Regions from separate parts of the Homo sapiens genome. Here region 2 is linked to region 1. The links are chromatin loops, found by intact Hi-C in ENCODE. Cell type or tissue: Caco-2. All regions are shown on one strand. Links, peaks and the distances in the headings refer to the core of each region. The heading gives the core; the rest is flanking DNA. Region 1 has its middle 13 kb from the start of UGT2A3. Region 2 holds the start of LOC124900853 (a long non-coding RNA gene).

The links. Hi-C counts contacts between places; a loop is a spot of excess contacts. Peaks named below come from ENCODE experiments on the same cell type or tissue, not always from the same donor. Only the 100,000 strongest peaks of a DNase experiment are listed, where the experiment ranks them.
Region 2: it touches region 1 in a loop (6-fold over the local background); 3 of 110 quality-filtered maps call a loop at or near these places.

The regions. Positions count from the first base shown.
Region 1 is chr4:68,956,419-68,972,748 of GRCh38, reverse strand. No RefSeq gene overlaps it. Among named protein-coding and RNA genes, the nearest start is that of UGT2A3, 13 kb to the right of the region's middle. In Caco-2, for the core only: no CTCF peak of the experiment used is centred there; DNase peaks (open chromatin) are centred at 9,198 and 11,618.
Region 2 is chr4:68,901,030-68,917,359 of GRCh38, reverse strand. It overlaps LOC124900853 (a long non-coding RNA gene), which reads right to left and starts at 7,735. Exons shown (of 3, transcript XR_007058454.1): 1 at 7,636-7,735; 2 at 3,631-4,866; 3 at 1-2,412. It also overlaps the pseudogene LOC101930041 and the pseudogene LOC101927264. RefSeq lists enhancers at 9,942-10,832, 10,833-11,724, 12,616-13,508. In Caco-2, for the core only: a CTCF peak has its summit at 12,462 (motif pointing left); DNase peaks (open chromatin) are centred at 10,089, 10,769, 11,349, 12,449 and 1 weaker place; H3K4me3 peaks cover 3,240 bases.

The DNA of each region.
Region 1 (16,330 bases), core at 5,637-13,636:
TGTGTATGCAATATGTTCTGCCCTAACCATTTCGTCCTTTCCCAAGAATCTGCTCAGGGTTGTTATCCTCTCTCTCTATGAACTCCCAACCTAGAGTCCCAAAACCCATGAAAAACAAAGAAAGAAATATTGAAAAATAGGATTTTTAATGAGACTAATGTTTACATGAGTTATCAGAGAGGAAAGCAAAATTTACGTATCTACTATACATATAAAAATTTTGTGCGTATCAGATTGATTAAGACAGGAGTTTCCAACTTTTGCTAAACATGAAAAAAAGGGGAGTTTTGATTATAACAACACCAATGCCCATTTCTCTTAATAAATAATATCTGTCAAAAGCCAAGATTTTGTATTGTTAAAAGGTGTCTCAGTGATTCCAATGCATAGTGGAATGTGGAAAACATGGCTAAACTCAAATTTTAAAAAGTCACAGAAAAGAGAAAATCTTGAAAACTGCCAGTGAAAAATGGCTCATCACATATAAGTGAGCTAGAATAAGAGTATCAACAAGAATCTCAGCAGAAACCTCCCAAATCAAAAGTAAATGAGATGATATATTCAAAGCACTGAAAGAAAAAGAAAAAGAAACCTGCTAAACAAGACTACTATTTGGCAAAGTTATATCTTACAATATTTATAGAATATTGAATATCATCTATGGTAAAAAATAAAACAACAATTGAAGAAAATAGTCATTACAAGACCTGACTATAAGAGATGCTGTCCTTCAAGTTTAAATGAAAGGATGCTAGATATCAAAACAAAGGCATATGCAAATAGAAAGCTCTGTGGCAAGGGTAATCATACAGTCCAATATAGAGCTTCATAATGTTGGTGTATTAATTAATTTCAATTTTGGAATACAATTTAAAAGACAAAAACATTAAAAAACTATAAATCTATCTAAATAAGTCCATCTAAGAAAAGAACTGTTACACAACATAAAAAGCTATAATTAGTGACACCAGTAACATAAAGTGAAGATAGTAGTAGATTTTTCATATGTGATTGAAATGGTTTTGAACAATTTAAAATACATTTTTAAACTGTAAAATAATTATATAATCTTCAGAGTAACTAAAAAATATGCCTATAGAAGATACACAAAAAATAAATAAGAAACAAAACCTCATGATTTAACATGCACGGTTGCGTGAGAAAAGTTTCTAATAAATACCTACATAAAAAAGAAAATCTGACATAAGCAACTAACTTTACATCTCAAGAAATGCGAAAAAAATAATTTTAAGCTCAAAGACAGCAGAAGGAAGAAAATATTACAGATTTGAAGAGAAATAGAAAACTTTTTGAATAGAAAAAAATCAACAAAACTAAGAGTCAGTTTTTAAAATGGTCAATAAAATTGAAACTGTTTTATCTAGACTAATTTTAAGATAACAGAGAGAAGTGTTGAATAAACAAAATCATATATAAAACCTCTACAACTTAGCAACTACAACCCAATTTTTTTTAAAAAAGCACTTGAACATGCATTTATCCAAAAAATATTATATGGTCAAAAAGCATATAAAAATATGTTCAACATCACTAATCATTAGAGAAATGTAAATCAAAAATATAATGAGCTATCACTTCATAACCATTAGCATGGTGTATATGTGTGTCTGTGTCTGTGTATATAAAACATCTCTTAAATAGGTTATGAGCTATCACCATAAACATTAGGATGGTGTATATATGTGTTTATATATACAAACACACATTATATACCTATATAAACATGTATACATACATAATATATATATAACATAAATATGCACACCTATACATATATAATATATACACACATATACATGTATAAAAAACATTATGAAGTTAAAGGACTCTATATTGGACTGTATATTTACCTTTGCCATAGAACTTTATACATATACACACACACACACACACACACACACAAAAATATGCACACATGCCAGAAAATTAAAATAGAATTTACATGTGACACAACCATGTCACTACTAGGTAATTATCCAGAACAAATGAAAAGCAGAATTTTGAAAAGCTATTGGCAGACGTCTCACTCCTTCATGTATTACTGGCAGCACATCAGACTGACAGACAATATGACTTATGTGCAAAGCTTAATTATTTTTTCTCCTATGTAACTTGTGATCTGCTATTATTATACATTTATAGGATGGGGAGAGTAGCATAACTAGGTGTTAGGTCATAGCAAAATTTATTTTCCTAATTATTTTATATTGAAAATGTAATTATCTTTGAAATTATAAAAGTAATATTACGGTGTAGAAATAGTTAAAAAGATATTGATAAAGTGAGCATAAAACGATTATATTCCTTTAGTAACTGAAAGTATTGACTATACTTTGTAGTTAAGGCATAAAATATTGTGGCCATAACATTTTAGAAATAAAGTATTTATTATTTTGTAACTGAAACCCTTTCAGCTATGTTTCACTTTGTGGAGTATCTCTGTACCTTTCACTCAGGTTGTGTTTCCATTGTATTTCTTCACATTTGCATGCCGTTTACAATTCTTAATGGTTGCACTTTGTTTTTAGAGTCAGAATTCAGTGTAGGTTTATGGTGCAATAATGTAGTTCTAGGAATAAATATCACTTTTGTTCTTCTTTTGATACTCCACAGAAAAGCGTAGGGATATTTCTATAAAGAATCATGATTTTAGGCTTTGGACTTTTTCGATTTTTTTCTTTGTATGTTTTTCAAGCATATTCTTCCTTTGCTTTCTTACCAACAGTACCTTCAGATTCAGCTTGTATCTGTTTATACTGAAAATCCTCTATACGTCTATGTAGTATATAATTTTAGCCCTCCTTATATCCTTACTTTCTTACACTATGGATTAAGCAAAATATTTTTAATTACATAAACAATCATAACATGAATTTTATGTTTATCTGATGTACATGATTCAGAGTTATCTGCTTACTTTACTTCTGTAATCCCTCTCTATAATGAGTAAAATATAATTTAAAAGTTAAAACTTTATCTGAACCGTAATGTTGCTGAGTATCAACAGGTTCTGATCAATTTATATTCCATTGATATCACCTCACATTTATAATGTATAGTTAAAATTCAATTGAATTCAAAATCTTTACTAAGAAATAGTCATTATATATTTGTTTGAAAATTTGGAATATTACTAAATTTAAACCTCAACATAAGCAAGATTATTTGTATAAAATTACACTTCAATCACAGCTTTTATTTTTCCAATAGGTATCATTATTTCAGTTTTACTTCAATATAATAACTATAAATGCATTTTACCGGAAAAAAACGGAGAATCAGTAATAGCATCAGTCAATTCATATTGATGTATGTACACATATATTTTTAAAATATTTAAGAAATTCTCTTTAGTAATCATTGCATGCTTTCTCAAAATTAAATCTATATCATATGTATAAAACAAAAATGTCTCAATATTCTGTCAAACTAAGGTGTATATTCAGACTGAAAAGAATCACTTACGTAAAATTTGGAGTATGAATGATCTAACCCCTGCTACAGGTCCTGTATTTATTTCAACACACACTTTATGAGCACTGATGATGCTGGGTCATAGGCTAACCCCTCATGTTACAAAAATAAATTTTAACTCTAATAATTTTTTTCTCTCTTTCTCTTACTCATTCTCTCTCTTTCTCTGTGTTTTCATGTGTCTTTCACCTTTGCTTCTCAATACAGTACTTCACCACACTACCAGGTGGTATGTTAAAATGAAACAAATCACAGACAGTATTGCTCCATTCATGTATATATTTCTTAGTAAAAAGGCCTAATAAAGTGATGAAATGTATTCCAGCAAGCTCAGTACAATCCCACCTCTTTGATCTTTTAATCACTCCATGAGAAGCTCTGAGCACGTGTATAGTATATACAGGGATAAGTTCCTCTCTGCTGGTGTGTAATCATGACTTAGAATCAAAATACTTGCCTAAAAAACCAGTTGTGTAGATCCTTTGTGGAGTTGTGTAGATCCTTTGGCCTAGAGTTCTTTATGTAGCTACCCTAAATCATCTCTCTCAAGTTCAAAGTTCCATAAATCTCTAGGGCAAGATCAAAATGCCGCCAGTCTTGTTGCTAAAACATAACAAGTCACCTTTGCTCCAGTTCTTCATCCCCATCTGAACCCACCTCAGCCTGGACCTTATTGTTCATATCACTATCAGCATTTTTGTCAAAGATATTCAACAAGTCTCCAGGAAGTTCCAAACTTTCCCACATTTTCCTTCTGAGCCCTCCAATAGCCCTGATTATTGTATTAGTCCATTTTCTAGCTAGTGATAAAGTCATACCCGAGACTGGGAAGAAAAAGAGGTTTAATGGACTTACAGTTCCACATGGCTGGGGAAGCTTCATGATCATGGCAGAAGGCAAGGAGTCACATCTTACATGGATGGCCGTAGGCAAACAGAGACCTTGTGTAGGAAAACTCCCATTTTTGAAACCATCAGATCTCATGAGATTCATTCACTATCACGAGAACTGTGCAGGAAAGACCTGATATATAATTCAAGACCTTCCACTGTCTTCCTCCCATGACACATGGTAATTTTGTGAGTTACAATTCAAGATAAGATTTAGGTGGGGACACAGCCAAACAATGTCATCCAGTCTTAGGAAGTTCATTATAGTAGTGTGAGAATGGACTATTACAGTAAGTTGGTACTGAGGTAGTGGGGTATGGCTATAAAGATACCTGAAAATGTGGAAGTGACTTTGGAACTGGATAACAGGCAGAGACTGGAATAGTTTAAAATGCTCAGGAGAAGATAGAAATATGTAGGAAAGTTTGGACCTTCCCAGAGAATGGTTGAATAGTTTTGACCAAAATACTGATAATGATGTTGCCAATGAATTCTAGGCTGAGGCAGTTTCAGATGGAGATGAGAAACTTTTGGAAAACTGGAGCAAAGGTAACTCTTGCAATGCTATAGCAAAGACATTGGCACCATTTTGCCCCTGCCCTAGAGATCTATGAAACTATGAAGATGAGAGAGATGATTTAGGGTATCTGGCAGAAAAAAAAATCTAAGCAGGAAAGAATTTAAGAATTGACCTGTTTGATTTTGAAAGCATTCATTCTTATGTGTTCACGAAAAGACGGCTTGAAATGGGAACTTATGTTAAAAAGGAGAGCAGAGAAAGATTTGTGGTTGAAAGTTTGAAAGATTTGCAGGCTGACCATGTAGTAGAAAAGAAAAACTCATTTTCTAGGGAGGAGTTCAAGCCAGCTTCAGAAATTTGCATGAGTAATGAGGAGCCAAATGTTAATCACAAAGACAATGGGGAAAATGTCTTCAGAGCATGTCAGAGTTCTTAATAGCAACCCCTCCATCACAGATCTGGGAGCCTAGGAAAGAAAAGTGGTCCACTGCTGTTCTGTGCAGCCTTGGGACTTGGTGCTCTGTTTCCCAGCCATGGCTAAAAGGTACCAAGGTGTGGCTAAGCCCATTATTTCAGAGGCTGCAAGTTGCAATCCTTGTTGGCTTCCACGTGCTGTTGGGCCTGGGAGTCCACAGAAGTCATGAACTGAGGTGTGGGAACCTCCACCTACTTTTCAGAGGATGTACGGAAATGCCTGGATGTCTAGGCAGAAATCTGCAGCAGGGATGAAGCCCTCATGGACAACCTCTGCTTGGGCAGTGCTAAAGGGAAATAAGGGGTTGGAGTATCCACATTGAGTCTGCACTGGGACACTGTCTACTGGAGGTGTGAGAAGTGGGTCACCATTCTCCAGATCCCAGAATTGTGGATTCACCAAAAGCTTGCACCACACACCTGGAAAAGCCACAGACACTCAACACCAGCCTGTGAAAGCAACTGGGAGGGTGATTGCACTGGGCAAAGCCACAGCAGCATAGCTGCCCAAGACCATGGGAGCTCACCTCTTGCATCAGCATGACTGGATGTAAGACATGAAGTATAAAGGAGATCATTTAGGAGCTTTAAGATCTAATGACTGTTCCACTAGATATCTCATGTACATGGGGAGTATAGCCCCTTTATTTTGGTCAATTTCTCCTATCTGAAATAAGAGCATTTATCCAGTGCCTGTACCCTCATTGTATACTGGAAGAAACTAATTTGCTTTTGATTTTACAGGCTTCTAGGTTGAAGGAAATTGCCTTATTTCACATTAGGTATTGGATATGAACTTTTGAGTTAATGCTGAAATGAGTTAAGACTTTGGGGGACTGTTGAATAGGTATGATTGATTTTGTAATGTAAGGAAATGAGATTTGGAAGGGGCCGGGGGAAATGCTATGGTTAGGCTTTATGTCTTCACTAAAATCTCATTATAAATTGTAAACCCCATAATCCTTATACATCAAGGAAGAAACCACATGGGAGGAAATTGGATTATGGAGGCAATGTGCCTCCCGTGATAGTCTTGTGATTGTAAGTTATCATGAAATCTGATGGTTTTATAAGTGTCTGACAGTTTTTTCCCTCACACACTCATTCTCTTGCCTGCCACTATGTAAGATATGGCTGCTTCCCCTTCTACCATGATTGTAAGTTTCATGAAGCCTCCTCAGTCATGTGGAACTGTGAGTCAATTAATCCTCTTTCTTTTATAAATTATCCAGTCTTGGGAAGTTCTTTCTAGCAGTTCGAGAATGGGCTAATACATAAGGATTTAGTCATAAATTGTTTCCAAAGGCGAATGTCCAGAATGGTGTCTTCTAGGTTTTCCCTTAAGATTCTTACAGTTTGAGATTGTAGAGTTAAATCTTTAATTCATTGCCTTAGGCCATTCTTGCATTGTTATGAATTAATACATGTGGTTGCATAACTTATGAAGTAAGGAATTATAATTGGCTCACAGTTTAGTATACTGTATAGCATGACCCCAGCATCCACTTCTAGTGATGGCTTCCTGAAGCTTACAATCATGGAAGAAGGTGAAGTTAAGACTTTGGGGAACTGTTGGAAGGACATAATTGTATTTTGAAATGTTAAGACATGAGATTTGGAGGGGCCAGGAGCAAATGATATGGTTTGGCTGTGTCTCCACCAAAATCTTATCTTGAGTTGTTGTTCTCATAATTCTCATGTGTCATAGGAGGGACCCAGTGGGATGTAATTGGATCATGGGAGTGGTTTCCCCCATGCCATTCTCATAAAAGTAAGTTCTCACAAGAATTGATGGTTATATTAGGGGCTTCCCTCTTTTTGCTGCTCTCATTCTTGTCCTCGTTGCCACCATGTGAAAAAGAATATGTATACTTTTCCTTCTGCCATGATTGTAAGTTTCCTGAGGCTTCCCCAGCCCTCTGGAATTTTGATAAATTAAACCGCTTCTTTATAAGTTACCCAGTCTTGGGTATGTCCTTATAGCACATGAGAGCAGACTAATACATCATAGAAAAATCTAGTTCTTAAAAAAAGTCTTCAACTTACCTTCTCTCTCTTGCTTCCACTCTCCCTTTTACTCAAGCAAACCTCTCTAGCAAGTTAATGCTCTGAAGCCCACTTGAATAACTCTACTGAAAGCTATTTTCATTTCAACATCATGGCCATTCTGAGAATTTTCCAAACTTTTATGCTCTTTTTTTTCCTTTTAAATACACATTCTAACTTTAGGTTCTTTCCTTGCTTCTATATCTTATCATAGGCTGTTAGAAACAGACAGGTCACCTCTTGAATGCTTTGCTTCTTAGAAATCTCTTCCACCCAACACTCTAAGTCATCACCCTTAAGTTGAAACATTCAGAAAGCCCTAGGACATGATCATAATGCAGCCAAGATTTTTGGTAGGGTGTAACATGGGTGACCCTTATTCTGGTTCCTCATATCTTCCTCATTTTCACCAGGGACCTTCTCAGTGTGGCCCTCACTGTCAATATTTCTGTCAGCATTTTGGTCACAAACATTCCACCAGTCTCAAATGAGTTCCAAACATTTTCTCAGCTTCCTTTCTTCTTCTAAGCCCTCAAAACCCATCCAACCTTAGACCGTTACCCATTTCCAAAGCTACTTCCACATTTTCAGGTATCTCTATGCCAACATGCTACACTTGGTATCAATTTTCTGTGTTAGGCTATTTTTAGCATTGCTATAAAGTAATAAATTAGGCTGGGTGCTATGGTTTGAATTTGTATTCCTGTACAAATCTCATATTGAATTGGAAAAGGGGCCTGGTGGGAGGTGACTAGATCGTGGAGGTGGATTTCCTCCTTGCTGTTCTCTTGATAGTGAGTGAATTTTCATGAGATCTGATAGTTTAAAATTTTGTGTTACTTCTGCCTTTGCTTTCTCTCTCTCTCTCTCTCTCTCTCTCTCTCTCTCTCTGTCCCTCTGTCTCTCTCTCGGTGTCCTGCCACCATGGAAGATGTGTTTGCTTCCCCCTTTACTTTCTCCAGATTTTTAGTTTTCTGAGGTCTCCCAGTCATGCCTTCTGTTACAGCTATGGAACTGTCAGTCGTTAAACCTATTTTTTTCATAAATTGCCCAGTCTTACATAGTTCTTCAGAGCAGTGTGAAAATAGACTAATATGCTGAATAATTTATAAAGAAAAGAGGTTTAATTGGTTCACAGTTCTTTAGGCTGTGCAAGTTTGTCTCCAGTATCTGCTTCTGGTGAGGACTACAGAAAGCATACAATCGTGATGGAATTTATAGAAGGAGCCATTGCATCACATGGCAAGGGTGGGATCAAGAGAGAGAAGGGATGTTCCCAACTGTTTGAAGCAACCAATTATTGTGTGAATTACCTGAGTGACAGTTAACTTATCACCAAGGGGATTGTGCTAAATCATTCAATAATGCTTCACTCCCATAATCCAGTCACCTTCCACTGTAACAAAAGAGGGTCTGGTTGCTCACCACTTGTAGAAAGAAGCCAAAATAGTAAAAGCAGGATATAATAAGAAAGACAGTAAATTTTATTACTGTTGTCAGCAAAGGGGAAAGTGGCCAGAAGCACTTTCAAAATTTACCACTTCTTTCAAAATTTACTACTTCTCAATTTCTGTAGATAGGGCAATGATTTAAGAAGAAGGGCTTGGAATGCAGAAGAGGCAAGGTGGGTTCGGATGTGCCAGGTTGTGTGACACACTCCAGTGGTTTATCTTGAATTATTGTTCCATCTAGTGAAGGGGAGAACATTATGTGCTCAACCTGGTTACAAATTAATCACAGAGAATCTTGCAGTTACTCTAACTGGGAGTGAACTCCAGCCTTGAAGTAATCTCCTGTTGGGAAGAGAATTCCAGAAATGCCTGCAGCATGTTAGGATTTGATCCCTGAAGCTTCTAACCGGTATATAGTCAGATAAGTTATCATGGTGTGTGCTTAACAGGCATCTAGGTAAATTAATGTGCAGAAGGCATGGGAGCTTAAAGTGGGAAAGGAGAGTGGAGTTTTAAAGCACATTCTCATGCTCTATTTCAAGATGAAAGAATACACATCTGTTGATTGTTGGAAAGCTGTGTCTTGAGACTGGAGAGAAAGAGGAAATAAAAAAGTTTTTAAAATGTGGTTTGAAGCTAAGCTGCTTGGTTACACACTGATATAATTTTTGCAAAGGTGATTTTAATATCTCTTTTGGCTTTCATACATCTTATTCTTAAGTTTGTGGACATAGAGATAAAAAAGCGTGAAAATCAATCTAGTTTCTTCCTGCTGATAGGAGCATAGTTAAGGATTTAATCACAGGGAAATAGGAGGGAAATCACTGCTATGCAGCTATCTGCATGTACTCATGGTTGTATAACAAAGATGTTAATATTCTCACCCACAGTTCTAGTACAGCACTTAAGTGAACAATAGACTATAGGTTTTTAGAAAGACAGATTCAGTTAAATAAGAAGAGCAAACTTAAATATATCATCCTATATCTATTTAGTCAGTGTTCTAGGCCTGAGACTAGATGAGTTCAGTTAAACAAATGTTTCTCATATCTGTTTAAGGAGGCAGCATTGAAGATAAGCTAAGCTTCTGTATCTATGAAAGAAAACAGATATTTAATAAAGGCATTTATGTAGAGACAGCAGAAAAACAAAAGGTTAATGTTTGGCACAATTTCTCTATACATTAGACTTAAAGGATTTTTGTTTAAAGAGGAGGAAGGTAGTATCAATTTCACATGCTTTTTTCTCACCTGTATTACAAAGAATCAAGGCCTCAGAAAAGATGTAGTAACAATTTTATTGAGGCCAAGTCAGAAAAAGAATTAAAATATAATTTGCAAGCATTAGTTTTGGGACTTGTAACCAAGAAAAAATTCAGGATTAAGTGCACAGTGTATAAAATATTAAAAACTCAAAAATAATAGACAGGACAAATCTAACAACAGGTGTGCTATATTATTTTCCTGAAGCACAGTTTTTCTTTCTTCAATTCCCATTTTTACTGAAGAAAAAAAATAGTAGGACAAATATATTTGCATAAAGTAAAAAAAAAATTCCTATTTTACTTGGCCTGGGTTTTTGTATAAAGTTAGTCAGAATAATTATTTGCCTTATAGAATTCTTAAAATTAGCTTTGCTGGAACTTTAGTCCATAAGAAATATTAGCTTAGACTTTTCAAACCCTTCAGCCCAGCCACGGATTTATCTGTGCCTGCAAATATCAGTATGGGTTGGATGAATTTCTCACCTTGAGGTCCCAAGATAATGTGGGGCTCCTGAGACTGTCAGAAAGTGACATTCTTTACTTGCCATAGGGAAGAAATTCTTACAAGAATCGTGTAGACCAGTTAAGAGGTCAGATTTACCAAGGGGTTTTATTGGCTCTATTAGTCAACTTTGATCCCTAAAAGCAATCTGAAAGTATTCCATTCGAGTTAGAGCTTTGGTATATATTTCCTAATAGTGTCCTGTTATTAAAAAGAAAAAAAAAGATTCTTATTTAACTTACACAAATAACTATACTGTCGTAAATTAAGTATGCTTACAATGAGTCTTCAAATTCTGGAGAAATCAGGTAGAGAGAGAAATACGTTTTAAATTTTGCCTAAAGGAGTGTACTTTACCCAATTGTTAAACGTTGTATGTGGCTCAAAAGAAAAAAAAAGTTTTCTAATCTCTAAAAAGAAAAATAATTAGCTATGTTTCAAACAAAAATCCACAAAAAAAATTTTTATCTTTCATTAGTTAGGTTTGGTTAGTTTACTCATGTTGTTTTCAATATTATCTCTCTACGAAAATCTGGGAATTTTTGTCCTCTATTCTAATGTAAAGAACACCACTGTTATCAGGTAAATGAGTCACAACAACCTTACATACAATCTGCTTAAACATCTCAAATTTTGTAATCCTCTCAACATTTACAATTTTATGTTCTGATCCCAGGAGCTTTTCTTCTTTATCTTCAAACAAATTTAACTTTCTGGTAAAAATAAAATCTCCCAGAATAGGGTTGAGCCAAGATTCTCAAGCCCTTTTGTCAATCTCTATCTAAACTTGCCTCAACATTGCCACAGGCAATGTCAGCTTTCCCATTAGATTACAAATTATGCTTTAAAAAAAAAACTTATCCAATCTAAGGCAAATACAAAAAAAACTGGTGTAGGTCCCTTTGATGTTTGGGGACCAGCAGGAGCTCCCTTTGGTTCACCCCACCTTTGATAGCATTTTGTGCCCAGGTAGAAGGGGCCCACTTAACCATAGCCTTTACTATGACCAGGGTAATAGGTATATTTAGTTGAATAATATTCTGGTATTGATAAAGCCAGTCCCATATGGCTTGTATACGAAGCATATCAGTTGCTTCATCTGGGGAACTCCACCTGGAATTTTACAGGGTGAGTTGGGCAGTCTCTTTCTCAGGGTAATCAAACTTAACAATGGCAATTATTCTGTCCACTAGGCTGGTTGTTTTCTCAGGAATAAACTTTTGTGAAGCTGGGTCACATATACTCTTCAGTGATTATTTAATCCTGAGCTGTGGGACCTGCATAAACTCATGCTCTTTCATTCTGTAGCACTTAAAATAAAAAATATTGTCCTTAAAGTAGTTATTTTTCCAATCCATTATAGTAAAGGTTTCTCAGAAACTGATTATATTACTCTACAAAATGGAGCAATTTCTTTACATTACACCCTCTGGGTTTAATAGTTAACTTGGCTTTCCCTTTCCCCACATTGACTAGAGGTTCTTGGTAACTACAGGTCTCAAAAGTAGCTTTGTTGCCCTGGCTTAAGATGTGTATGTTTGTGTGTGTGTGTGTGTGTGTGTGTGTAGCTTTGAGGCTAGTGGCCTGAGCTGAGAAAGACCCACATAAATTTGGTCCAGCCTTAAGGCAAAACCCAGCACTCTTTTACTTTCATTTTAGCGATTACAGATAGCAATAACTGAGGGAATTAACATTTTGTAGTTTTCTTATTAGTTTACATTTTGTTATGCATTCACTGAACTAACTCCCTGGGAGTGTGGCTATCATCCATCTCTAAATTTCCACTGGTAACTTTGACCTTTAGTAACTGAATGCAGCCCAGCTGCAGCTCCTGAAGGTGGGTGACCGTGTAGCCACCCAAGAGTCAAAAGTTTCTCATTCCCTGAGTTTTCATTTTTCTCTTTATCCATTTGGTCTTATCTATCTATCTATCTATCTATCTATCTATCTATCTATCTATCTACCCCATCATTTTTTTTCTTGAGATGGAGTATCTCTCTGTCTCCCTGGCTAGAGTGCAGTGGCAAGATCTCAGCTCACTGCAAGCTCTGCCTCCCAGGTTCACACCACTCTCCTGCCTCAACCTCATGAGTAGCTGGGACTACAGGTGCCTGCCACCATGCCCAGCTAATTTTTTGTATCTTTTTTTGGTAGAGATGGGGTTTCACTATGTTAGACATGATGGTCTCAATCTTCTGATGTCATGATCCACCTGCCTTGGCCTCCCAAGGTGCTGGGATTTCAGGCATGAGCCACCACACCTGACCCATCCTTCTGTTTTTATAAACCTCACCCAAAAAAACCTTTGTATTCTACAACTATTTTAACTCTCAGTAACATAAATTCTCAGTGACCATACTGAGGGTTACTTAATTTAACATAACATGACTCAGATTTTATACTATTAGAGAGAATTTTGAGATTAAATTTTCCAAATTAATGTTACCAAATACTACTATAGTCATGTGAACTCAAAGGTATCCAAGCTAGCTTTTGTTAGTGTGATAAGCGCTTAACTTTTCTTTAAGTCAATTGATTAGAGCTCTTTCATATATTTTGATATTGAAATATCACTTCCACATGACGCAAGTAATATATAAATATAACAGAGATACAGACAAAGGCAGATGTTGGGAACAGGCCCCCCAATTTGGCCATAAACTGACCCCAAAACTGGCCATAAACAAAGTCTCTGCAGCACTGTGACATGCTTGTGATGGCCATGACACCCACACTGGAAGGTTATCAGTTTACTGGAATGAGGGCAAGGAAGACCTGGTCCACCCAGGGCAGAAAAGTGCTTAAGGCATTCTTAAAGCACACATAATAGCATGAGCGATCTGTGCCTTAAGGACATGTTCCTGCTGCAGATAACTAGCCAGAGCCCATCCTTTGTTTTGGCCCATTACTTTATTTCGCATAAGGAATACTTTTAGTAAATCTTATCACTGGCTTGCTGTCAATAAATATGTGGGTAAGTCTCTGTTCCAGGTTCTCAGCTCTGAATCCTGTGAGACCCCTAATTTCCCACTCCACACACTATATTTCTGTGTGTTTGTGTCTTTAATTCCTCTAGTGCCACTGGGTAAGGGTCTCCACAACTGAGCTGGTCTGGGCAGGCAGATCCAAAAAATGTTTTTCATTTGCCTGTTTTCAAAAACTGTCTCCCTTACTTCAGACTATGAATAAAAAGAAATGTTACAGGATTCAACAAAAGTTTAAGGAGAGAGTTACCATCCCAGGCCTTCTCAAAAGGAAGGAAGAGCTGAAGCAGCAGGATATAGCAGAAACTAAACTTCTACTAATCAGATTACACAGTTTAAAAAATGAAATATTCTTGCATTAACTCAATATTTTAATATAATTTTTATAACCAATTCATTAGTTTTGTATTAGTTTAATTTTAATATTAAAGTCCAATTACCAGAAAGACTATTATAATCTCTTTTTAGTTATAGCCAACTTACTCATATATATTTCATATATGTATTTAAAATAAATTTCATTTTACTAAACTTACTATGACTTACACAGATTATTCATAACATACTTGGCTTTGGGGTTTGTCTTAAACATCCATCTTCTTCAACAACCTGTTATTTTATTTTAGAACAAAAATATACAATACAAGATTTGTCTTCATGTAATCTTTCTTACCAAAGGTACCTTTTTATATGTATGTTTCTTTAAATATCTCTTATTCCCTAGTTTCTTTTGCCTTGTATAATATATACACTTTAAATAACTGTTGAACTAGAAAAATAATTGTCTTTTAATAAGAAAACATTTTTTAAAGTTTCCTTATAATTTTTGAAATCAAAAATTACCCATACATTTAACAAATATCTATTATTTAATATAGCTTTAGATTCCAAATTATATGACTTTCATTTTATCATAGTCATATAATAAATTTATTTAATAGTTTGCCTAGATTATTTATAAAAAGTGTAACAGTCATCCCTTAGTTATTTTTTAACTATGTTTATACCCTATGAATTTCAGGTATTTACCTAAGAAACTTAAGGTTAAATATATGGGTATTTTTCCAATAACTCAGGATTTAGTTGCTCTCATTAAGCCAATAATATTAAATGTTTTCTTTACTAAAAATTACACAAGCAAAGATCATTTAGTTTGGTGCTGGGTTCACAGTTTTATAAACCTTATGCCAAATTTTGGCACCTTACAATATTTGGCAGGAAACAAAAATATTTGGCAAGACTAAGTATGAAACCACTTGATCAATAAGTGGAAAGAAAAATGCTAACAATTCTTAAGACATCTCTAATATTAGTTTACCAACAATTTCAAAGCTAGTTTTTTCTTTAAAAATTTTACTTAATTCACATAGACTTGAAAAGCCATTAGGTTTATTATTTCCTTAATTTCTGAGATCTCCTTAACTTTAATTTTATTTGGTTCCTTGTAGCTATAACACATAAAAAATACACGTATGTACAGATAAACAGACACAAACACCCTCATACAAAGATTCTACAGCTTTTACTTTAGAACTCCAGACATGAGATATTGATACAAACTCACTGGTTTACAAATAATAATAATAAGAAGAAAAAAAAAACAAAATAATGGTTCTAGCCAAAAAGTGATTTTTTTTTTCCTCAGTAGAAAACTAGCAGTAGACATAAAGCAGGTAGAAAAAAGAAAAATAGAGAACATAAAAACTTTATAGTTACATGTAAGCCTTTGGGTCTAAATTTTCACTTAGTGTAATTGGGCCATCAGTTTAAAATGTGCAAAACAGAACATAATATGTAACTATCTAGAGCCCTAGAAAGTCTGATATTCCATTATGACATAGTTATAAAAAACTACCTGAGACTGGGTAATTTATGAAGAAAAGAGGTTTAATTGACTCACATTCCACAGGGTATATAGGTAGCATGACTGAAGAGGCCTAAAAAAACTTATAATCATGCAAGAAGGTAAAGTGGAAGCCAACATATCCTACATTCCTGGAGCAGCATGAAGATGGGGTTTGGTAATACACCCTTTTAAACAACCAGATCTCATGAGAGCTGTATCACAAGACAACACTAGGAAGATGGTGCAAAAACATTAGAAATCACTCCCATGATTCAATCACCTCCTACCAGCCTCCACCTCTAGCACTGAAGATAACAATTTGTAATAGTTAATTCTCACACGGCTAATAAAGACATACCCAAAACTGGGTAAATTATACAGAAAAAAGGTTCAGTGGATTCACAGTTCAGCATGGCTGGCGTGGCCTCAGGGAACTTACCATCATGGCAGAAGGGGAAGCAAACATGTCCTTTGAGCAAAAGGGGGAAAAGCCCCTTATAAAACCATCAGATCTCATGAGAACTCACTCACTATCATGAGAACAGTAGCATGGGAATAACCACCCTCATGATTAAATTACCTCCCACTGGGTCCCTCCCAAAACACATGGGGATTATGGGAACTACAATTCAAGATGACATTTGGATGGTGACACAGCTGAAACATATCACAATTTAACATGAGATTTGGGTGGGAACATAGAGCCAAACTGTATCATTCTAGCCCTGAACCCTCCCAAATCTCATGTCCTTCTCACATTTTAAAACAAAATCATGCCTTCTCCACAGACTCCCAAAGTCTTAACACATTCCAGCATTACCCAAAATGTCCAAATAGTAGGTCTCATCTGAGACAAGG
Region 2 (16,330 bases), core at 5,582-13,581, 55 kb after region 1:
GAACTGGTTAACACTTAAGCCATCAGTACATGGCAAGGCTAAAAGAGTACACTAACACATACCCACTTGGGCTTCAGGAGCTGCAGACAACCACCCCTGGATGCTGCCGTGGGAACACAGTCCAGGGGCGCTTGCCCAGGCTCCCGCACCTGCCTGTCTGCATGCTCCCCCTCCCATAACGGGCTTGAACATGAATGGGGGCTGAACAGATGAGCCACACAGCTGTCGCACATCTTGTGAGGGGAGGCGCAGAACTCTTGCATTTCATATACAACAATGTTTATAACAGAATTATTAATATTGTTCAAAAATCGTTAGCAACCCCAATGTCTATTGGTCATAAAATGATGACATAATCTGTGGTTTAGCAATCAACAAAATACTACACAGCAATGGAATTAAATAACAACTGCTATACAAAATTTTAAAAAATAGACTCTAATGAATGTATGTTATATAATTCAATTACATAAATAAAGAAAACTAATGTATTATATTTGAAGTCAGACTAATATTTAACTGAAGGATAAAAGTAGTGACTAAATGGTTCAGGAAAAGAGAGTTATTCTAGACAGGTTGTGGTATCATATATCATGATCTGAACAGTAGGGAAATTGGTATCTTCTCTTCAAGATAATGTTCAAGATGATCTAATACTTGTGACCTATTCACTTAGTGTGTGTATATTTATCTTTTGGTTTTAATATTCAAAGATTTATTTTATAAGTTATATAATGTATTTAAAATTCTAGGAATCAAATATCAAAATAAGCATAAAACAATAGAGAAAATCCTAGAGGTTCCATCATAGTGTGGCCAGGAAAACCTCGCTTAGAGGTAACACTTAGAGGGAAGCCTCAAAAAGAGATAGAAGCATGCCTTGGGTTGTTGCAAGAAAGAATGCTCCAAGAGTGTGACAGAGGGGGCAAAATGTTTAAAGATGCTATGGTGAGGATACTTTTGGGAACTTAAAGAAAAATAGAAGGGCAATGTCTCTAGAAGACCTAGTGTGCATGGAAAAAGTGTTAGGAGAAGAGCTTGCCAGTGTTTGACATTGCAGGGTCCTGTAGACCAAATAACAGAGTTGGATTTTATTTTTAATATGATAAGAAGTCAGGCAAAAATCTTAATCAGGAGAGTGGCAAAATCTGACTTTTATTTCAAAAATATAATTCTGGCTGCTGGGTAGGAAACAGTAGGAGAGAAAAGGGTAGGGTAGAAGCAGAGTGACTAGCTATGAGGCATTTCACTCACCATGACACAATTCCTTTTTGGAACTTAAAAATGATAATTGTATTTTCACTATCTTTCCTAAAGGACTTAAAATTGCTCACAATGTTGAGCACGTTCTCATTTGCCTGTTTGAGAACTAAAAGAGTATAATTGGATTGTTCATAACAGAAAGGATAAATGCTTAAGGAACAATACCTTATTCTCCATGGTGTGATTATTTTACATTGCAGCCTGTATCAAAACATCTCACTCAACCCATAAATATATACACCTACTAAGTACCCAAAAAAACTGAAAATTAACAAACTAACAAATAATAATGAAATGGCTCATATTTGCTTTGCCTGAAAGAAATTAGTTTTCTCACTTGGCTTTCCATTTTTACCTTAAAAATATTTGTCAATGATAAAATTCCAATTTAAAAGCCAAAGTTTCTATGATGATTCAAATTAAATTACTCAAATTCTATGTCAATTCTATGACATTTACTTTGAATCATTTGACACTTTAAAAACCTTTCATGGGCTGGATGCAGTGGCTCACGCCTGTAATCCCAGCACTTCGGGAGGCCGAGATGGATGGGTCACCTGAGGTCAGGAGTTTGAGACTAGCCTGGCTAACAGGGAAAAACCCCGTCTCTACTAAAAATGTAAAAATTAGCCAGGTGTGTTGGTGTATGCCTGTAATCCCAGCTACTCGGGAGGCTGAGGCAGGAAAATCTCTTGACCCCAAAGGAGGCGGAGGTTGCAGTGAGCCGAGATTGCGCCACTACACTCCAGCCCGGGCGACAGAGTAAGACTCCATCTCAATAAATAAGTAAATAAATAAATAAATAAATAAGCAAAATAAAAACCTTATATGGACTTGATATGCTCAAGCAAATTAACTTACTTTCAATTTTGGTATCTCTACATTTATCCTTCAGATATAAAGAGAACATTATAAAGTTATCAAGAATTTATCATGATCAACCAGTGAAGCCCCTGGATCGAGCAGTCTTCTGGATTGAATTTGTCATGTGCCATAAAGGAGCCAAACACCTTCAGGTTGCAGCCCGTGACCTCACCTGGTTCCAGTACCACTCTTTGGATATGATTGGGTTCCTGCTGGACTATGTGGCAACTGTGATATTTATCATCACAAAATGTTGTATGTTTTGTGTCTGGAAGTTTGCTAGAACTGGAAAGAAGGGAAAAAGAGATTAGCTGTAGTTGTATTTGAAGCTTGAAGCTAGGAAACCTGATAGACGAGACTTCTTCAGTTTATTCTAACAAGAAAGGTTATGAAGCAAGATTCCTTTCTTTCTGTGACAGAAAATCTCTTCAAAACTTACTTACCTTGTCAAATAAAAATTTGTTTTTCAGAGATTTAATACCTTAGAAATACTTTTTGTTGAGAAGGAAAGTACTAGCGAAATTATAAAATAGTATAAAGCCATATGAACTTGTATTTAAATTTGTCGAGCTTATATTGAAATGTGTTGCTCCCATTCACAGGTTACATGAAAACATTTTTACTGAGCTTAAGTACATTTCACATATTGTACTTAAACACAAGAGTATTAAGAGTATCGGTACTGTTTTGCAAATACTCAGAATACTTTGGCTTCATTTTAAGCAGGATTTTCATATTTTAACTGTTGCTAAAGGAACTGTTAAACAATTGAATTGTATAAAAAATGTCTCTCTTGCTTTTGCTATTTTGAGATGAGTACTGCTGCTTGGCTCTTACGGTGCATACTGCTTAAGTGTCAGTTTTTTTCCTAAAAGTTATGGCAAAATGTTTAACTTTTTAGAGCTTTAGTCATTTCGCAGTGGAATGTATATGGAATTAGAAATACAGCAACTGCTACCTGCTTCCTACGGTAATATTGAACTATTTTACAAAGTCTTTTGCTCTATGAACCAATTCAGACTTTCCATATGATACCAAGAAAATCAATACATGTTTGTCCAAAAAATAAAACAAATTAAAAATGAAGAAATGAGTGAGTGAGTGGTGGAAAGAACACGGGGCTAAAAGTCAGGAAAGCTGGGGTCCAGTCCCACCCTTCTGCTGAGCCAGTCTTTCACCGTGAGCCTCAGTTTACCCATTTTTTTCTGGTCATTTAAAAATATTCATCTGGTCGATTTTATTCTTACATTTTAAATTATTTCAAGAGACTTTAGGGAACAGGTGGTGTTTGATTAGATGGATAAATTCCTTAGTTGTGATTTCTGAAATTTTGGCACACCCATTACCCGAGCAGTGTACACAGCACCCAACGTGTAGTCTTTTATCCCTCTTCTCACTCTGACCCTTCCCTGAGTCCTGAGAGTCCATTGTATTATTCTTATGCCTTTGCATTTTCATAGCTTAGCTCCCACTTGTAAGTGAGAAGTTAAAATATTTGGTTACCTAATCCTGAATTACTTCACTTAGAATAATGGTCTCCAGCTGCATCCAGGTTGCTATGAATGGCATTATTTTGTTCCTTTTTATGGCTGAGTAGTATTCCACGGTGTGTGTGTGTGTGTATACCACATTTTTTTAATACACCCATTGCTTGATGGGCATTTAGGTTTGTTCCATATTTTTACAATTGGGAATTGTACTGCTGTAAAGATGTGTGTGCATGAGTCTTTGCATATAATGACTTCTTTTTTTATGGGTAGATACCCAGTAATAGGATAGGTGGGTAAAAATGTAGATCTACTTTTAGTTCTTTAAGGAATCTCCATACTGTTTTCTGTAGTGGTTGTGCTAGTTTATGTGTTTCCTTTTACCACATCCATGCCAATATTATATTATTTTGGGGTTTTTTAATGATGTCCATTCTTACAGGAGGACAGTGGTATTGCATTGTGGTTTTGATTTGCATTTCCATGATAATTAGTGATGTTGAGCATTTTTTTCTGTTTGTTGGCCATTTGTATATTTTCTTTTGAGAATTGTCAATTCATGATCTTAGCCTACTTTTTGATCATATTATTTGTTTTCCTCTTGTCGATTTGTTCAAACTCTTTGTAGATTCTGAATATTAGTCATTTGTCAGATGCATAGTTTGTGAATATTTTCTCCCACTCTGTGAGTTGTCTGTTTACTCAGCTGATTATTTCTTTTGCTGTGCAGAAGATTTTTAGTTTAAGTCACGTCGATCTATGTTTGTTTTTGTTGTATTTGCTTTTGGGTTCTTGGTCATGAAGTCCTTGTCTAAGCCAATGTCTAGAAAAGACTTTCTGATGTTATCTTCTAGAATTTTTATTGTTTCAGGTCTTAGATTTAATTCCTTCATCTATCTTATAAGGTGAGAGATGTGAATTCAGTACCATTCTACTACATGTGGCTTGTCAATTATCCCAGCACCAATGGTTGAATAGGCTGTCCTTTCTCCGCTTTATGTTTTTGTTTGTTTTGTCAAAGATCAGATGGCTATAAGTATTCAATTTTATTTCTGGATTCTCTATGTTGTTCCATTGGTCTACATGTCTGTTTTTATACCTTTGCCATCATGTTTCAGTAGCTACAGCTCTGTAGTAGTTTGAAGTTGGGTAATGTGATACCTCCAGATTTGTTCTTTTTGCTTAGTCTTGCTTTGGCTATGCAGACTTCAAGCTGAGAATCAAATCAAGAATTCAACCCTTTTCACAGCAGCTGAATCAAAAAGAAAAAGAAAAACATAAAATACTTAGAAATATACCCAAACAAGAAGGTAAAAAACCGCTACTAAGAAAACTACAAAATACTTCCCAAAAATATCATAGATGACACAAACAAATGGAAACACCTCCCATGCTCATGGATGGGTAAAATCAATTTTATGAAAATGACCATACAGCCAAAAGCAATCTATGAATTCAATGCAATTCTCATCAACATACGATCATCATTCTTAACAGAACTAGAAAAAAAATCCTAAATTTCATATAGGTTTTATTCTCATTTTTGTCCTTTAATAGAAAATATAAGTTCTTAATATTAGTTTGTGATAATATAAGAAATGCATTCTAAAGGTACTTAGTGAATTTTCAATCCTGTTAAACATGCATGTACATATACATGTCCATTTCTTTTGAAACACAACACAGCATCACTTAACTATCTAATAGGTATGTCGTGAAATGTGTTTATTGAAGACAGTTTGAAATAATAATTATTATTCTACATAACTATAAATGATCATGATTAATTTTTTTTCTTTTTTCCACAGTCTTTTGATCCTTCCCTCCTATAAATATAATATGGCAACACTAAATTTTTTATCATAACAAAAATATATCTACAAAGAATACAAAAAGTTTATAAATTTTGTGGAAAATAGCTAAATCAAGACATAAACCTCCTTTAATCTGCACATCAGGAAAGCACTTTATGATCAAACTGGTCCAAATTGACAGAAACCTAGTTGTCTTTGTTGATCAGAAGTCCCATAAGTAACCAAGACTCACAACAAATATTCTTGAGCCTAAGTCATGATTTAAATACATATCACTATATATATATATATATATATACACACATACACACACACATACAAACACACACACATATATATCACTATATATGTAGATTTGTATTTGTATGCATATATATATAAATCATGTTATACACAAACACACTAAAACATTGATGTTAAAGAAATTATAGGAAGCATTGATAAGAGAATATTTTATACAAATTATCTAGCTATTGATACATTTATAAAGAAAAACAGAAATAATAAGGTGGTAAATGTTAATAATTTTTGTTATCATTCTTATAAGCCTGAATTAATTCACATTAAACCTATTCTACATCATACTTAAAAGATGGATATCTATTGTTTAGTGAGAACTACAATCACCAACCAAAAAAGGGAAATGTTCCAATATAAAAACTTAATGAAAATATAAATAGGCACTTCAAAGCAAAATCACTGAAAACATATGAAAGATTATAAAGTACCTGATGCTCAGGAAAATAGAAACAATGGAAAATTAATGCTGTAAAGATTTGCAACCTATAAAAACCTGAGAAATCTATTTTTGCGGGAGTATAATGTGAAATAACCTTCTAAAATAAAATGTCAATATACAGTTTGAAACTGAAGTTCTACATCTAGAAACCTGTCATGCAGAAATCCTTCCATATAAGCACATGTATGAACAGAATATTTCCTCCAGCACTTAAATGGCTCCAGTCAATGAACACACATACCTCCAACAAATGTGTGAGTGTAGCCATTGTAGGGAACAGTTTATTCCACTGCTAAATAGAAAAAATAGTTTCCAGAAAAAAAAAGCCTTCCTTGCAATGAAATAAAATAAAATATATGTAAACTTGTACAAGGAAAAACAAATCTAGCAGAGTACACATAAATCCAAGGATGGGAATTTTAGATTTTATTCTACAGAATTCTGCAGCATTTAACTTTTTACAATATTTTCATATATTATTTATGAGGTTCAAAAATTAATTTGTGAAATAAATACATAAAATCAATACAGGAAGCTCTAAAAATTAACATCTCTTTATTAATTCATTAGTGTTATTCAAAAAATTTGAATTGATCAGGTTTCTCACATGCTATTTCATTCATTTGCAGCTTTTTTTTTAGAACACTGGTTCCATGTTTAAAATACCTATGGATAAATATAACACAATGTTTAAAAAATTGCAAGAACTGTAGAAATCTAAATTCACAAAATTTTTGTATTTTCTTTTATTATATTTAATATTTTATAAATCTTACAATTGCTTAATAACTTCTGCTGTCTTCTTCAAAATGTTAGAATGGTTGTGATTTTGTGACATGACTATAAATACTTTGACAATTTTCCTGTCAAGTAATATCCCCTCCCTTTGAAGTTTGGCAGACCTTGTAGCTGCCTCAACAAAAAAGATGCAGTGGAAATAATGCAGATTAACTTTCAAAGTTCTGTTGGAAACAACATGTTCCCTCTCCGCTTCTCTCTCTCTCTTTCTATCTTTTGTTTTTATGTCTCTTTTTCTCTCCACATCTCCTCAATTCAATATGTAGTCCCCATAATAAATGACAATTTGGCAGAGAGACACAAATATATGCCTAAGAAATCCTGGTAGCCCACTAGTACTTTGAGCCTTTCAACCTGAATCATTAAGTATGTAAGTGAATGATCTTCAGATAATTATAGACCGAGGCACCATAGGAAAGTAGCTACCTAAGAAACTTTGTGGAAGGAACACATAACTGAGCCCAACCAACACACAGATTCTGAGAGATGGTAATAAAATGATTACAGTTATTTTAAGGCCTGACATTTGAAAACAATTTTTCATGCAGTGATACATAACTGGAATAATAGTTCTAAACATTTTAAATTATACATTTGTAATAAAATTACAATTAATATATAGCTACATAAGTGAAAAATAGGGAATATTATATTTTGAAAATATCTGTACCCCAAATAGAAGAGTCAGCATAACGTGGTGGTTAAGAGCTGGCACTCTGGATCCAGATGGCCTGGATTCAAGCCTCTGAGAAACCACTACATAATGATGTGGGGCTGGACAAGTTACTTGGACTTTATTTGCTTCAACTTCCTCACCAATGAAATGGCAGTGGTTGTCATAGCATTACCGACCTCATGGGGTTGCTGAAAGAATGAATTCATTAATATTTCAAAGCACCAAAACAACTGTATATACAGCAAAGTAAAATTTTGTGTAATCTTGAATGTGGCAAGGTTTTTAGATATGACACCAGAAGAAGAAGCAACCAAAATAAAATTGATAAATTAGATTTCATCAAAATTAAAATTTTTACACATTAAAGAACACCATCAATAAGGTCAAAAGAGAAACCAGAGTTTGAAGTACATATTTACAAGTTACATACCTGATAAGTGACTTATATAAAAAATATATAAAGAAAGCTTACAGCTCAATGTTAAAAAGACAAATAATTTAATCAAAAAATGTTTAAAAGATCTAAACAGGAATTTTACCAAGGAATATTTAAATGTCCAATAAGAACATGAAAAAATGTTTTGTGTTGGATTATATAGTTGAGAGAAATATATAACGTCTTCTCAATCACAAGTAACTTTTCCTTTGTGCTCATAGGCAGAGAAATAAATTCTCATGACTAAACAGAAAAGCTGCCTGGAATGAGCACAAGTTATTTGGCAGAACTATAACAATACAAAATTAAAGATAAATAAACAAATAACATTAGTCTTCCTAAGAATCCATATTAGTGTTTAAAATATTATAAATGAAGAGTCTGTGTCCCATATTTTTTAACAGTATCTTTCCCCATTACTGTATAAGATGCTATTTTAATTATTATTATATGTACTAAGTCAAACACACACACACACACACACACACACACACACAGTTGCATGACTATGCATTAATAATAGAAGAAATGTATGTTGTAGCACCTAACTCCTTCCAAAGGAACTGAGTGATGAGGTTTGTTTAAAAAATTGGTCCTATTGAAAACAGTATGGAAGTTTCTCAAAAAATTTAATGTAAGATTACCATATGATGCAGCAATCCCCCTTCTGGATATTTATCCATAAGAATTAAAATCAGGCTCTCAAAGGCATATTTGCGCATCCATATTCATAACAGTACAATCCCAGCATCTACCAAGGAATGAACAGACAGACACTATGTGGTTTATGCTACAATGTGGATGAAACTTGGTATCATTAGGCTAAGTTAATAAGTCACAAAAAGACAAACACTGTAATTCCTCTTTATAAGGTATCTAAACTAGTCAAATTCATTAAAAAAAAAAAAAGAAAAGAAAAGAAAGTAGAATGGTGGCTACCACGTGAAAAGGACTCCATAAAATAAAAAGTTGTTGTTTAATCAGCATAGAGTTTTAACTTTAAAGCAGAAAAAGTTCTGGAGATTGGTTGCTTAAGATTGTGTACCTAGCAGTACTATGTGTACACTTAGAAGTGCTTAAGTTGGAAAATTTCATATTATGTATGTTTTATCATAGCTTCTACTCCAGCAATTCCAGCTAATATTTGATATCTCATCCTTATTTGCTCATAGCATTCTTTTCAATAGTGTTTGCTGTGTTATTGCTCTTTTGTGATGGAGCAAATTCTTTCTTCATAGGAAATGGACATTTTCCCAGAGCTCTGGAGAAAATAGCATTGCAGTGTTTTGTCTGGGATCGATGGTTGATAACATTACAGAAGAAAAGGCTGATGTGATTGCATCAGCCCTTGCCCAGATCCCACAAAATATTAAATACAGTGCCATAATGTTGGAAAACTAAGAGTCTTAAATTCTATAAAGAGTTAAAGGGTGAAAATTTTCTCCCTGAAAAGTTAACATTTAGGATAATTTAATTTACTGAGATTGAGGCAGGAAATTAAAGAAAGAAAGAAAAATAAAATTAAAAAGAGAAATAGGCTTTCCTGTATTAGGCTAACTAGTCCCAGAGGCAGCAATGGGTGCAGCCCAGACCCAGGGAAATTCTTAATACTATCTAAAAAGCCAGGACACACACCAAAGAAATGTGGTCTGGTGACTCTCTCAGCACTCCTTCAACATAGGGAGAAGAAAAACAAATTTTCCTCTGTTTTATGGTATGACTTTACAGATTCTTGTTCTCTGTAACTAGTAACCTCAAGATTTCTGCTTTATCTAAAAAGCACAGCAAAGGTCCTGAGAAGTCTGAGTACGCCTGAACTACAGCTGTCTGGGCACCATAGTGAAGGTTATAAGATAAACCAGTGCAAGGCTCTTTTGAGCAAAACCTAGATAACAGTCATCTAGGTTGCATAGCAATAGTCATGTGTAATCCTGGGTTATGAACCTGTCACAATTTTATTAATTGTTCTCCTTCTGTATCCCTGCTTTCGTGCCACCGTAAGCCTGCACCAAGTTAGCCCACCCCTTTTTTAAAGTGTGTATAAAAGTCAAGTGCTGTCTTTGTTGGGGGCCCCATCTTTGGATGGTAAGTCCGTTGGGTCTGAGTGTACTCAATAAAGATATCCTCCTCTATATACCCCAAGGTCTCTCTCGGGTCCTCCTGATCCGCTACACACCTGGTGACCCACATGGGACTGAGAGACTGCAGCTTGGCTGGCTTCTTTGCCTGTGGGCGGTCTGGGGCCTCGGCTGTGGGAGACCCTTAACTTCAGGACCCATCAAGGGAACTTAAGCCCAGAGAAAGGAGCTGTTCTCCCGCGTCCCCGGTGCCCCTCCCCTGACAGCACAAGGGAACCCGGAGGGGTTGCAGGACGGTTCCAGGAATGGCGCCCTTTCTTCAGAACCATGGTAAAGTTTTGGGGCCCAAGGCAGGACCTATCCCATAAGGACAGAAGGGGAGCCTGATCACCTCCCAGGGAGTGACAACTAATCCAACACAGAGAGGCTGGGGGACGGTGAGAGTGGCTCACAAATTTGGATGAAACTCACACCCCAACCAACACAGGACGCGAGAGTGGCTCGCTAAGTTAGTTCAGAAGGAAACTGGATGCAGTGAGAGCGGTTCACTGCCCCAACCAGGATAGGGAACTGGGAGCGGGGAAGTGTGTGAGTGCGTGTGAAAGAGACAGTTCTGGGAGGAACCAACGGGAATGACATGTGTGGAGCTGCTGATCTCTTAGTGTAGGCTGTACGCTCCGAGCAAAATGTAGGACCAACCGGGTCCAATCGGTCTAAAACAAAAGGAAAGGTGAATGTGCTGCATCATAACTGGGAGGAAATGGGAGGAAAATCGTGGAAACCCACCCCATTGGAATGTATGTTAAAGAACTTTAAGAAAGGCTTTGCAGGGGTTGAGGGAGTCAAGTTAACCCCTCAGATGCTGAGAGCTCTCTGTGAATTAGAATAGCCCTTTTTTGGTGTTGGCTGGCCTGCCAAATGTGCTACAGATAGGGAGAAAATTGGCCGTGTGTTTAAGGTGGTGACCTGAGTTGGAGGACAGTCAGATAATTCAGACCAAATTTCCTTATATTAACTCATGGCTGAATGCAGCCCTGTTTAGCAGCTTATTGAAGAATGCTCACAGCTCAAGCCAAGAGAAATCAATTGTGCTGCCAGCTACAAAGACAAAGTGAAAGCTTCGCCTGTAAACAGAGTTAAAGGGAAAGTCACAGGAGCTTGTAGCGTGAGCAAACAGAGACAAAAAGAAAGCCACAGGAAAAACCAGTTTTTCAAGAACCACTGGAGGGAAAAGAGACCCCTCCTCCATATGTTCCAATCTACCCCCGCTTTCCCCAGGTTAACTGCCTCTGAGGAGTCAAGCTCAAATGGATACATGCCCCCAGTCTCTCTTGAGAGGGAAAAATCTGAGCCCTCACTCCAGGAAGTTAAGGTGAAATGCTAGGAAAAACAGGCAAGCCACCTCCAGTCAGGTTGTGTTAGGGCTATGCAAATGCCTCTCCTGGAAACTAGAGGACCCCCACTAGAACCCAAAGGAATGAGGCAGCCCAACTATAGCAGCTGCCAAGATACCAAGAGGCACTCCTGCAAAATTTAAGGGAAGGCGGGAGACAGGCAATCAATATAGGAAAAATCTCAGAGGGGCATCAGGGTGCAGATGAAAGCCCCAGCCATTTTTATAAAAGACTTGGTGAGGCCAGTGCATGATGAACATGGCATTTGTAGAGCAGGCCCAGGGGGATATCCAGTGAAAATTGCAGAAAATGGAAGGTTTTAAAGGGATGAATGCTACTCAGCTTATTGAAGTGGCCACGAAGGTGTACATTAACCAAGATCAGGAGGCAAAGAGGGAGGCTAATAGAAGGCTTGAGAAAAAGGCTGATTTGCTGGCAGCATCCCTCATGGATGTGGGTATGGACATGGGCATGGAAGAGGCCAGTCTGGACAGGGATTTGAGGGCCAGCCGAGGCTGGAAAGAGATCAGTGTGAGCGGTGCAAAAGAAAAGGACACTGGAAGGATGAGTGTCCAGAGAATAATAACAAGGAGGACAGTCAGGGCATTCAGACCAAATTTCCTTATGTTAACTCATGGCTGAATGCAGCCCTGTTTAGCAGCTTATTGCAGGATACTCGCAGGTCGAGCTGAGAGAAATCACCTGTGCTGGCAGCTGCAAAGACAAAGTGAAAGCTTCGCCTGTAAACACAGAGTTAAAGGGAAAGTCACAGGAGCTTGTAGGTTGAGCTGAGCAAAAAGTGAAAGCTTCTCCGGCAAACACAGAGACAAAAAGAAAGCCACAGGAAAAACCAATTTTGCAAGAACCACTGGAGGGAAAAGAGACCCCAGGGCAGTAGTATAGGAAGGCCACCTACTGGTGGCTGCCACACCAGGGAGGAACCAGACATCGATCTGATTGGACTGGCAGGGGCTGAAGGATATGAGGGTAGGACAGACCAGGCTGCTTCTCTTTGGGACCCGAGGAGCCCATGGTCAGATTAGAAGTTAGAGGCCAGCTAATGGACTTTACGGTAGACACCAGAACTAAACACTTAGTAGTGACCTGACCTATAGAGCCACAATCCAAGAACTGTGCAACTATTGTAGGAGCCACTGGAGTCTCTGAAAAGTGGCCTGTCGGTCAAAGAGGTGTGTTATAGGAGGATGAGAAGTCCAAAATGAATTCCTATACCTCCTAAATTGTCCAGTTTCTTTGCTGGGAAGAGACCTACTTCAAAAACTGCAGGCACAGATTACATTTGGGCCGCAAGGGAATGTAACTTTAAACGTAGTTTGCCCAGAGGCTATGATGTTAACCCTCACTGTCCTGCAGGCTGAGAAATGGAGACTATGCAAAAAAGACTCCGGAACCAGGAGTAAATGAAATGCATGGGTTACTTACTAAAATTCCCAGAGTTTGGGCTGAAAGTAATCCACCTGGACTGGTGCCAGCGTAAATCAGGCACCGGTGGTGGTAGAGTTAAAACTGGGAGAAACTCCGGTTCGGGTCCGACAGTACTCGCTACTCCCTGAGGACATACGGGGTGTCCACAAACATTTAGAGTGGCTTCATAAGCATGGAATCATAGCCAAATGCCAGTCACCATGGAACAACATTCTCTTGCCAGTGCGGAAGCCGTCTGGGGAATATAGGCCAGTACAGGATTTGCATTCAGAAAACCAGGCCACAGTGACCATCCACCCAGTGGTGTCAAACCTGCATACCTTAATGGGACATATTCCAGCAAGTGCCACTTGATTTACAGTCCTAGATTTAAAGAATGCATTTTTCTGTCTCCAGTTTGCACCAATTAGTCAGGCTAGTTTTGTTTTTCAATGGGGGTAAATCACAGTACACTTGGACAAGATTCCCACAAGGATTTAAAAACTCCACTACAATCTTTGAAGAGGCACTGGCCTCAGATCTTAAAGTCTACACCCCACCGAATAGTTACTGTGTCTTGCTCCAGTACATTGATGATCTTCTTCTAGCAGCCCCAACTCAAGAGGACTGCTTCCAAGGGACCCAAGACCTCCTGCACCTGCTATGGAAGGCAGGATATAAAGTGTCAGGGAAAAAGGCTCAAATTTGCTTTGAAAGTTTCCAATATTTAGGCTTCTATATAAGCTAAGGGAAAAGATGGCTTGGTTGTGAATGGAAGCAGGTGGTTTGTGCACTTCCTACTCCAACCACCTGGTGAAAAATAAGAGAGTTCCTAGGGGTAGCAGGGCTCTGCCACATCTGGATCCCAAATTTCTCACTCATGGCTAAGCTATTATATGAAACCACAAAGTGGGGGAAAAGGAGACCATCCTCTGGGAGGCCAACCAGGAGAAGGCCTTTAAGGAAATCAAAGAAGCCTTGACTCTGGTCCCAGCTTTAGGACTGACAGATCTAACGAAGCCTTTCTTTTTATATGTCCACGAGCAAAAGGGAATGGCCATAGGAGTTCTAACTAAATCCATAGGATCATGGCACTGCCCAGCGACGTACTTATCCAGGCAATTAGATTCTGTGGCATTTGGATGGCCTCCTAGTTTTAAGGCATTAGCTGCCACTGCTCTGCTGGGACAGAAAGCTAATAAACTGACTTTAGGACAGCAAATGACGATCCAGGTACCACACTCGGTTGTAACTTTGATGGACCAAAGGGGGCACCATTGGTTATCAAATCCTAGAATAACTCGATACCAAGGGCTCCTATGTGAAAATCTCTGCATAATTTTAGACTGTGAATACCCTAAACCCAGCTACCTTGCTTACCATTGAGTCAATGCCAGGAAGCCCCCTTCAATGCTGTGTGGATGTGGTAGGTGAAGTGTTCTTAAGCCAGAGAGATTTGACAGATCAGCCCCTCGGGGACCCCGACATTGGATATTTTACTGATGGGAGCAGCTTCATACTAGAGGGTGTCCGCCAAGCTGGGTATGCAGTGGTGACTTTGGACTCAGTAGTGGAGGCGAAGTCTTTGCCTACAGGATCTTCCCCTCAGAAAGCAGAGCTGATAGCTCTGACAAGAGCTCTCCAGTTAGCAAAAGTCCAGAAGGCAAATCTTTACAGAGACTCCAAATATGCTTTTGCCACTTTGCATGTTCATGGGGCTATTTACAAAGAAAAAGAACTCTTAACTGCTGGAGGTAAAGAAATAAAGTACAAGGAAGAAATTCTATGACTCTGAGACACTGTATAAGCCCCCAAACAGGTAGCAGTAATGCAATGTAGGCAAAAGGCAGGAACATTAGAGGCTAAAGGAAGCAGAAAGACAGACAAAGAGGCAAAGCAAGCTGCAATGGCGACTCCACCTTCTAAACAAGAAGCCTTAGCTATGACTCTCCTCCCAGAGATTCCCCTTCCAGAGACCCCAAGCTACACTCAAATGAAAGGGCTTGGTTTACCCAGGAAAATGGGAATTACGTTGAAGGAGGATGATGGAAATTCTCCAATGGGAAGCTAGCCATACTTGAAATGTTGGCCCCCAGATTTGTAAAACAGTTCCACCAAGGAACTCACATGGGAAAAATGGCACTAGAGACATTATTAGGGCATCATTTCTATGTGCCACAGCTCACTGCTATTACTCAAGCCGTTTGTAAACAGTGTTTAACTTGTACTCAGAGCAACCCTCGACAAGGGCCTACTTGGCCCCCGGGGAATTCAGAAAACAGTGGCCATGCCCTGTGATAACCTGCTTTTGGACTTCACCAAACTGCCCTGAGCAGGGGGCTATCAGTACATGTTGGTGCTTGTCTGCACCTTTTCAGGATGGGTCAAGGTCTTCCCCACCTAGACATAAAAAGCACAAGAGGTGACCAAGGGAGGCATTATTCCCAGATTTGGACTGCTCCTAAATCTGGGGTCAGATAATGGACTGGCATTTGTGGCTGAAATAGTTCAGGACTTAACTTGACTATTAAAGATAAAATGGAAGTTGCACACGGCCTACCAGCCACAGAGCTCAGAAAAGATGGAGCACATGAACCGGACACTCAAGCAGCTGCTGAAGAAATTTGGTCAGGAATCTCATCTGAGGTGGGATCAGGTCTTATCCATGGTCTTCCCCCGAGTCAGGTGCACCCCCACAAAAAAAAACAAACTGGGTACTTGCCCTGTGAGATTTTGTTTGGCTGGCCACCCCCAATCATAAGGCAGATTAAAGGTAATCTCCGTGAGCTACAAAAACTAACTTTAAGAAGACAAATGCAGGCTTTAGGTATGGCCATGCAAAAAGTGAATGGCTGAACACAGGAAAGAATGCCTATAAGTCTGACAGACCCAGTACACCCTTTCAAACCTGAAGACTCTTTTTAGGTTAGGAAATAGAATCCACCTACTCTGGGACCCATATGGGATGGGCCCCATACTGTGGTCTTGTCCACTCCCACTGCTGTTGCAGGTATCATACCTTGGATCCACCACAGTTGGCTGAAACCGGCAGCCCAGGACCAGTGGACCAGCCAGTAGGACCCAGACCATCTGACCTGGCTGATCATGCAATGAGACCACGTTGCCAGTGGAGATGACAACAGCCCTATTCTGGTCACTCCGGAAGCTGACCCGTCTATGCACGGAAGAAGGTTGAGGAAACAGCAAGCCCTGCTCTAGTCACACTGGGAGCTGACTAGTCTGTGCATGGCTGAAGCTTGAAGAATCATCATCAGATGAGCAAATGTGGCCAGAAGTCTTAGTCCCAGTAATCTTCTTTGTATTATTCATTATATTGCTATAACCACCATGAAATA